Regions from separate parts of the Homo sapiens genome. Here region 2 is linked to region 1. A link is a contact called in ENCODE Hi-C or POLR2A ChIA-PET data. All regions are on one chromosome and are shown on one strand. The core of a region is the stretch at or near the end of the contact, and the rest is flanking DNA. Distances in the headings are between cores, read along the strand shown.

Region 1 (3,568 bases), core at 488-2,987:
AGACCAGCCCGGCCAGCATGGTGAAACCCCGCCTCTACTAAAAATACAAAAAATTAGCTGGGCATGGTGGTGCACGCCTGTAGTCCCAGCTACTCCGGAGGCTGAGGCAGGAGAATTGCTTGAACCTGGCAGGTGGAGGTTGCAGTGAGCCGAGATTGCGCCACTGTACTCCAGCCTGGCTAACAGAGCAAGATTCCCTCTCAAAATAAAATAAAATGCACTAAAATTATTTTACAAAAAAGAACAGGAAAAGATGCTTAACATCATTAGTCACTAGGGAGATGCAAATCAAAATCAATGAGATAACCACTACACATCTATTAGAATGGTTAAAAAAATTGACAACATAAAATATGAGCAAGGATGCAGAGCAACAGGAATTTTCATGCATTGTTGGCAGGATTGCAAATGGTACAGCTTCTGGAAAACATTTCGACAGTTTCAGTTTTTTTTTTGTTTTTTTTTTTGAGACAGAGTCTCATTCTGTCGCCCAGGCTGGAGTGCAGTGGCGCGATCTTGGCTCACTGCAACCTCTGCCTCCTGGGTTCAAGTGATTCTCCTGCCTCAGCCTCCCAAGTAGCTGGGATTACAGGCGTGTGCCACCACACCCAGCTAATTGTATTTTCAGTAGAGACGAGGTTTCGCCATGTTGCCCAGGCTGCTCTCGAACTCCTGACCTCAGGTGATCCACCTGCCTCAGCCTCCCAAAGTGCTGGGATTACAGTAGGGAGCCACCACGCCCAGCTGACAGTTTCTTACAAAGTTAAACATACACTTACCGTATGATCCAGCAATCCTACTCCTGGGTATTTACTCAAGTAAAACAAAAAACTATCTTCACAGAAAAACCTGTGCACAAATGTTTATAGCACCTTTATTCATAATCAGAAACAACCCCACTGGAAAATGGATAAACAAACAGTAGTACATCCACATGATGGAATACTTCTCAGCAATAAAAAGGGATGAGCAGCGCGCTGGTAAACCCAACAGAGATCTCATATGCATTCTGCTAAGAGAAAGAAGCCAGACTGAAAGGCTAAATATTGTATGACTCCACTTACAGCATTCTGGAAAAGGCAAAACTATAGTGATGGAGAATAGATTCATGGTTACCAGAGGTTAAGGATTCAGGGAGGCTTTGACTCCAAAGGGGTCGCACCCCAGATAATTTTGGGACGGACTGAGGAAGAAACTGTTCTGTGCCTTTATTGTGGTGGTAGTAACATGATTCTGCTTGTGAAAATTCTTAGAATTGTATGTCAAAAGAGTATATTTTATTGTATGTACTTTTAAAAATAAATTTAAATTTTTTCTCTAAAATAAAAATCAAAAGTAGGTGCCTAAATTCAAACTGAAGCTGAAACAAAGGTGACTTTTGCCAACACCCACTGTGGGTTTCAAAGCCTAGTCCTGTTCTTTGCCCCACACTGTTTTCCTCCCCACTCCCCAGCACTAGAACAAACTTGTCTGTCTTCCCAGGCTGAGGGACTGTGGTTTGGTAGCTGATCCTGGCACACTGAGTTATTAGTCTCAGATGCTTTTCTTTCCACATCGAAGTGCCCCTGTGCAACTAACATCTGTGCTCTCCTCGCCCCACTCTCAGGGGTCTAGTGGGGATGAGCGGGCAATGGCTAAGGAGCTGGCCAGCCTTCTCTGTGATGGCAGCGAGAACACTGTGGCCGAGGGCCAGGAGCCAGCCGAGTTCTGGGACCTACTGGGAGGGAAAACTCCCTATGCCAATGATAAAAGGTATGGGAACACAGCCTCCCCCTCTTCTGGGCTCCCCCTGCCTGCCAGGCTTGTGAATTGCACAAAGGCTAAAACCTCAGTTTTAAAAACATTTCTAAGCAGCTTGATGCCCTTAAATGGACTATATTGCAGACTTCAGCAGGAAATCCTAGATGTCCAGTCTCGTCTCTTTGAATGTTCCAATAAGACCGGCCAATTCGTTGTCACTGAGATCACAGACTTCACCCAGGATGACCTGAACCCTACTGACGTGATGCTCCTAGATACCTGGGACCAGGTAAGACACAGCTGCAGAAGTCAGAACATGAGAAAGACTCCCACAGTAAGGGTTGTTTTTGTGTAGTATCCCCACCCTAGAATAAACCCAGGGTAGCCCTGGACCATCCCCAGCTCAATCAAACCTTTGTCAGCAGTGACCAAAAGAAAGCCCGGGTTTTTTTTCCAGGGGTGATGTTTGAGAATGATGTTTGAAACTCACCATCCTGGGCATTTTCCCACCTTGCTTTGGAAAAATCCAGCCATCCTATCATCATCCTATCATCATTTTAGTCTTAGGATCAATAGCAACGGACTCCACATGCAGAGGATATGGGCCTTTGGGGGAACAAAGGCAGTCAGTAGACTATTGTCATGGTCAAGTAAGAGCTACTGTGGGCCCACATAAGGGCAGTGGAGTAGGGATGGAGGGATGGTGACAGATTTGACAAATGCTTAGGAGGTAAAGTTGGTCAGCCCTGGTGACTCATTGGATATGGGGGGTTTCTAGGAAACTCTCAGGCTTCTGCCTTAGGTGACTAGATAGATACCACCTATCAAAAGTGGAGACTCAGATACAAGTTTAGTAAAGAAGAGCTACATCCTGAAGGTGTTATTTTTAAGGTGCTTAGAGCAGTCAAGAGGAGGTGTTCTGCAAGAAGTTGGATTCAGGAAGCTGAAGTTCAGAGACAGCTCCAATTTGGAAAGGCAGACCTGGAAGATACACATAGCAATTAAAATGATAAACATCAAGCTGATTCTGGGAAAACCTTTCTCTGCTGAACAAATTAGGCTGAGAAAGTTTTCTGAGGCTGTGAATTGCTCACGAAAGAAAGGGGAAAGATAGGGTAATGTGTATGATCTAGTACTTAGTCCTTGGTATGAACACAGTAACATATATTAAATCTCCACCTTAACAGGTGTTCTTGTGGATTGGGGCTGAGGCCAATGCCACGGAGAAGGAGAGTGCCCTTGCCACAGCACAGCAGTACCTGCACACTCACCCCAGCGGCCGAGATCCCGACACACCAATCCTGATCATTAAGCAGGGGTTTGAGCCTCCCATCTTCACAGGCTGGTTCCTAGCCTGGGACCCTAACATTTGGAGTGTAAGAAAAGAGAGTAGGGAAGCTCTAACTTCCTGCCAGGTAGCTCAGAACAGCTCAGTGGGCAGGAAGGTGGAGTACTGATTCACGGCTCAGTGAAACCAGGACCTCATTTCCCTACTCCCATCCCACTCCCTGCCTTTTACTTTTCTCCTCTTTTTCACCTGCCACAGCAGTAAGTCCAGGTGGACAATTCACAGCAGGTGTCAGCAATAAGCAGTGTGAAGTATAAACAGTTTATAAAGTATATCCATACACATCATCTTTTTGATCTTTACAACAATCCTGATAGCCAGTAGAAGTATTGCTCCCTATTTTATTGATAAGGAAGCTAAGAGGATAAGTCATTTGTCTAAAGTCACAGTTAATCAACAGAAAGCCAGGTTTCCTGACTCCTAATCAACTTTTTTTTTTCTTTTTTTGAGACAGAATTTCGCTCTTGTTGTCCAGGCTGG
Region 2 (3,568 bases), core at 448-2,947, 130 kb before region 1:
AATTGTTTAAATATCCAACAAGAGGTATAATGGAATATATACAACCATGTTAAGTGTCTTTTTTAAACAAAATATGTTCATTAAAAGTTTTTGGGTGTTTTGTTTTGTTTTTTTGTTTTTTTGTTTTTTGAGCCAGAGTCTTGCTCTGTCGCCCAGGCTGGAGTGCAGTGGCGCCATCCCGGCTCACTGCAACCTCTGCCTCCTGGGTTCAAGCAATTCTCCTGCCTCAGTGAGCTGGGATCGCGCCACTGCACTCCAGCCTGGGCGACAGAGCAAGACAACAGCTCAAAAAAAAAAAAAATTCAGGCTGGGCGCGGGTGGCTCATGCCTGTAATCCCAGCACTTTGGGAGACCGAGGAAGGCAGATCACTTGGGATGAGGAGTTCGAGACCAGCCTGACCAACATGGTGAAACCTCATCTCTACTAAAAATACAAAAATTAGCTGGGTGTGGTGGCGCCGCCTATAATCCCAAGCTACTCAGGAGACTGAGGCAGGAGAATTGCTTGAGCCCAGGTGGTGGAGAGGTTGCAGTAAGCCGAGATCGGGCCACTACACTGCAGCCTGGGCAACACAGTAACTTTGTCTCAAAAAAAAAAAAGTTTTTTAAGTTCCAAACTAGCATATACAGTATGATTCCATTTTGAATTTGTACTTACTATAATTCATAGAAAGGGTCTGGAAGACTCCTACAAAGTATTCACATTGGTTGTCCTTAAATGGGTAGGATTTGGAGGTTTTGTGTTTTGGGGGTTTTTTTGGCCTTCATTTTCTAAAGCAAAAATAATTGCTTTTTTAATGGGAACTAAATTATTTAAAATTGTATAAATCTATCACAGTAACAAATAAATTACATATAATTGTAAAGAGTTTACCACCTGTCAGCTGTGAAAGTTGATCATATAAATCGGGTCACTTTTGTCATACCAGTTAAAGAGTGGAGAGGCCAGAGGGAAAAAACATTCAGGTCACAAATATCACTTGAAAAATATAATTCTCTACAGGCCTGGCTGCTGAAACTGCCTGCTAACACTTAAAACCAATTTAATCTAAAGGCTACTAAGACAGTCTGCTACAATTCTAAGACTAATTTTACCCACCACCGTCACTCAGCAATCAGTTTGCCAACCCCACCAAAACATTAATAGTGCCAATAAACTCTCTTGGAGACCAATACGTAACATTTCTCCTTCTTATAAAGTCTCTAACCTCTTCACTCTTCAGACATCCCGAAGACCACCCCAGTCTACATATATGCCCCAAATTACTATTTTCTTCCCAAATAAAGCATTCTAATTTCAAAGATTCATCTCTATATTCTGACTTAACAGCTTTTAACACTTAATGCTGTTTTTTAGTTGACAAATAAAAATTATATTTATAGTATAAAACATGTTTTGAAATATATATACATTGTGGAATGGTTAAATAAAGCTAACATGTACCCTTCGGCTTTTTAAAAACTAACGTCCAATTCATCCAATTCCGTGAGAGTAAAGCCTTTGCTTAGCTTTCCAGTCCTGTTAAACGGGGGGGAAACAACAAAAGGGTCCTCAGGGCCCTGCCCAACAATACGCCACATTCTGTCTAGTAAAGCCACACAGCCAGAAAACGCCAGGTGACTGGCAGGCAGATACTTCCGGAAGAAGTCGGCCCTCCGAACCCGGAAGTGAAGCGATAAGACGCACGGTGTTCTGGGAGGAGTTACGCAGGCAGGGTTGTGGTTGCTGGCTGTTACCAGGACAACCGGAGGCGATTGACCGTTATCTGCGGTTTGGAGCCGTTAGCGGGAGAGGCAGAGATATTCAGAGGTCTTTTAGGATGCGCTAAAGGGTCGTGAGGGCTCTCTTAAAATTTTCTTCACAAGCGGTTATCCAGTCGTGCCCCGCGGCCCTGCTGCTGGCCCCGGGGATCTGAGTCGTACCCTCTTGTTTTTCTCTGAGTCAGTCTTAAGGTGAAATGAAGTGTGGCCCAGTGGCTCCTCACTGTCGCTTCTCTAGTTTTCTGCCTCCTTTTAGAAAATGTAAGTTGAGAATTTCTAATTTACATCGGGATGTGTTCTAATGCGCTTGTTTTTAAAACTGTGGAAAATTTTTAAAAGAAAATAAATCTCACCAGTCATCCAGCTACCCAGAAGTAACATTTTCATGCATTACCTATTAATTTTTTTCTCTGCATATTTTTTCATAGTTGAGATAATTTAGGGAAAACCATTTTGTGTCCTTCATATATGGATGAATACAATATAATTTTGGTATTAATATCATAGCAACAAAGAAGGCATTGAAGGCTTTAAATCTGTTTACAGTGAATTGAAAAGACAGGATGAAGTGGACACAGCATGTGAAGACAATTCTTTCAAGAAGTTTGGCTGTCAAGGAAAACAGAGAATGTGAGTAGCCAAAGCAGAATGACAGTGAAAGAAAGAAATTGGGAGCCAGACAATACAGCCCGACAGTTTACGCCTGTACGGATGTACCTCTTTCACAAAAGATTGAGTATGCTTGGGGAAAAAAAATACACACTATAATAGGAGAAAATGATGAAGAGAAACTGAGGTAAAGGTAATTGGAAAACAAAATAAAGCCAGGGGTATATTAATACCCCAAAACTTCATACCAAAAGGTCCGTGTATTTACTAGAGGGGTGCCACAAATTGGGCTCTGAGGTTCCTAGCAATTAAACCAAAGGGAAAATATAAGTTTAACATGATCCGTATGAGGGAGGAGGCCTAATGGCATATTATAGAATCCTGTTACACATTAGCTGTATGAAATTGATTGGGTAATGTAAGCTCTTTAGACCTCATTTCTCCGTCTCTTAAAGAGTGGGGAGAGGAAGCAGGAGACTGTTAGACGAGTTGATCTTTTAATATCTCTTCCACTACTGACAGTCTATGATCATATAGGCCAGAGACGGCAAACTCAGATGCCTAAATTAGGGACTAAGAAAGTTTCATAAGTGAGGAAATGGACTGAATGTGACAAAAGCAAGGAGTGATAGAGATTGGAATGTTAGAGTTGATTGAGCTGTCCCATCTAAAACTCCAGCCAATTCTTGCAAAAATAAGGACTCAGTGTTGCCTGATTTTTCAGGAGAAACAGGAAAATCATATTTTTGATAATATTATACAAAACAAAACACCTCTACTAGCTAGATACAATTTGTGGGTCACTAATTTTCAACCTCTGCTATAGGTGAAAGGACCTCAACAAGAGGGATAATTGCTTGAATTAAAGAATTAAATATGAAAAAGAGGAAGAAGTCAAAAAGAATACCAAGATTTCCCCTTGGTAATAAGAAGGAGTTAGTAACATTGATACTAAAATCAGCAGAAGGTTTGGGGAGAGAAGGTGCTTTATTGTGAGTTTCTTGAACATGGGGCAAACTTATTTATGTGTATCCATAGCACATGAATCCAATTCAGCTGCTGGATTTGAGAAATCTGTGGGATTTATCAGGGGAAAGGGCGCAGGAATGTAGGTCAGGAGTTTGGGGAAAGAAGATGAAAAAGGAGTTTAAGATGTAAGATTCATTCTTTCAATAAAGTTTTATTGATTATATATCAC

Evidence for each region. Hi-C counts contacts between places; a loop is a spot of excess contacts on that map. ChIA-PET counts read pairs that join two places held with the same protein, here RNA polymerase II (POLR2A). Pooled maps may share reads with other maps.
Region 2: a pooled map shows a loop between it and region 1 (2.6-fold over the local background). The contact joins the promoter of GIHCG here to the enhancer-like site in region 1. A Hi-C loop is called at or near these places in 4 of 50 pooled maps. POLR2A ChIA-PET finds 5 or more read pairs at or near these places in 8 of 52 experiments (HCT116, OCI-LY7, PC-9 and 4 more).

What each region holds. Positions count from the first base shown.
Region 1 is chr12:57,801,708-57,805,275 of GRCh38, reverse strand. It overlaps AVIL (advillin), which reads left to right. Exons shown (of 20, transcript NM_006576.4): 15 at 1,607-1,752; 16 at 1,885-2,029; 17 at 2,928-3,116. It also overlaps a transcript of TSFM not described here. Among named protein-coding and RNA genes, the nearest start is that of AVIL, 15 kb to the left of the region's middle. Within about 2 kb of position 1,737, at least 6 of the 41 ENCODE cell types and tissues checked have a DNase peak (open chromatin) inside an H3K27ac peak, as active enhancers do.
Region 2 is chr12:57,934,293-57,937,860 of GRCh38, reverse strand. GIHCG (GIHCG inhibitor of miR-200b/200a/429 expression) reads left to right here and starts at 1,697. Exons shown (of 3, transcript NR_038269.1): 1 at 1,697-2,022; 2 at 2,308-2,391. RefSeq lists enhancers at 1,271-1,771, 1,772-2,272.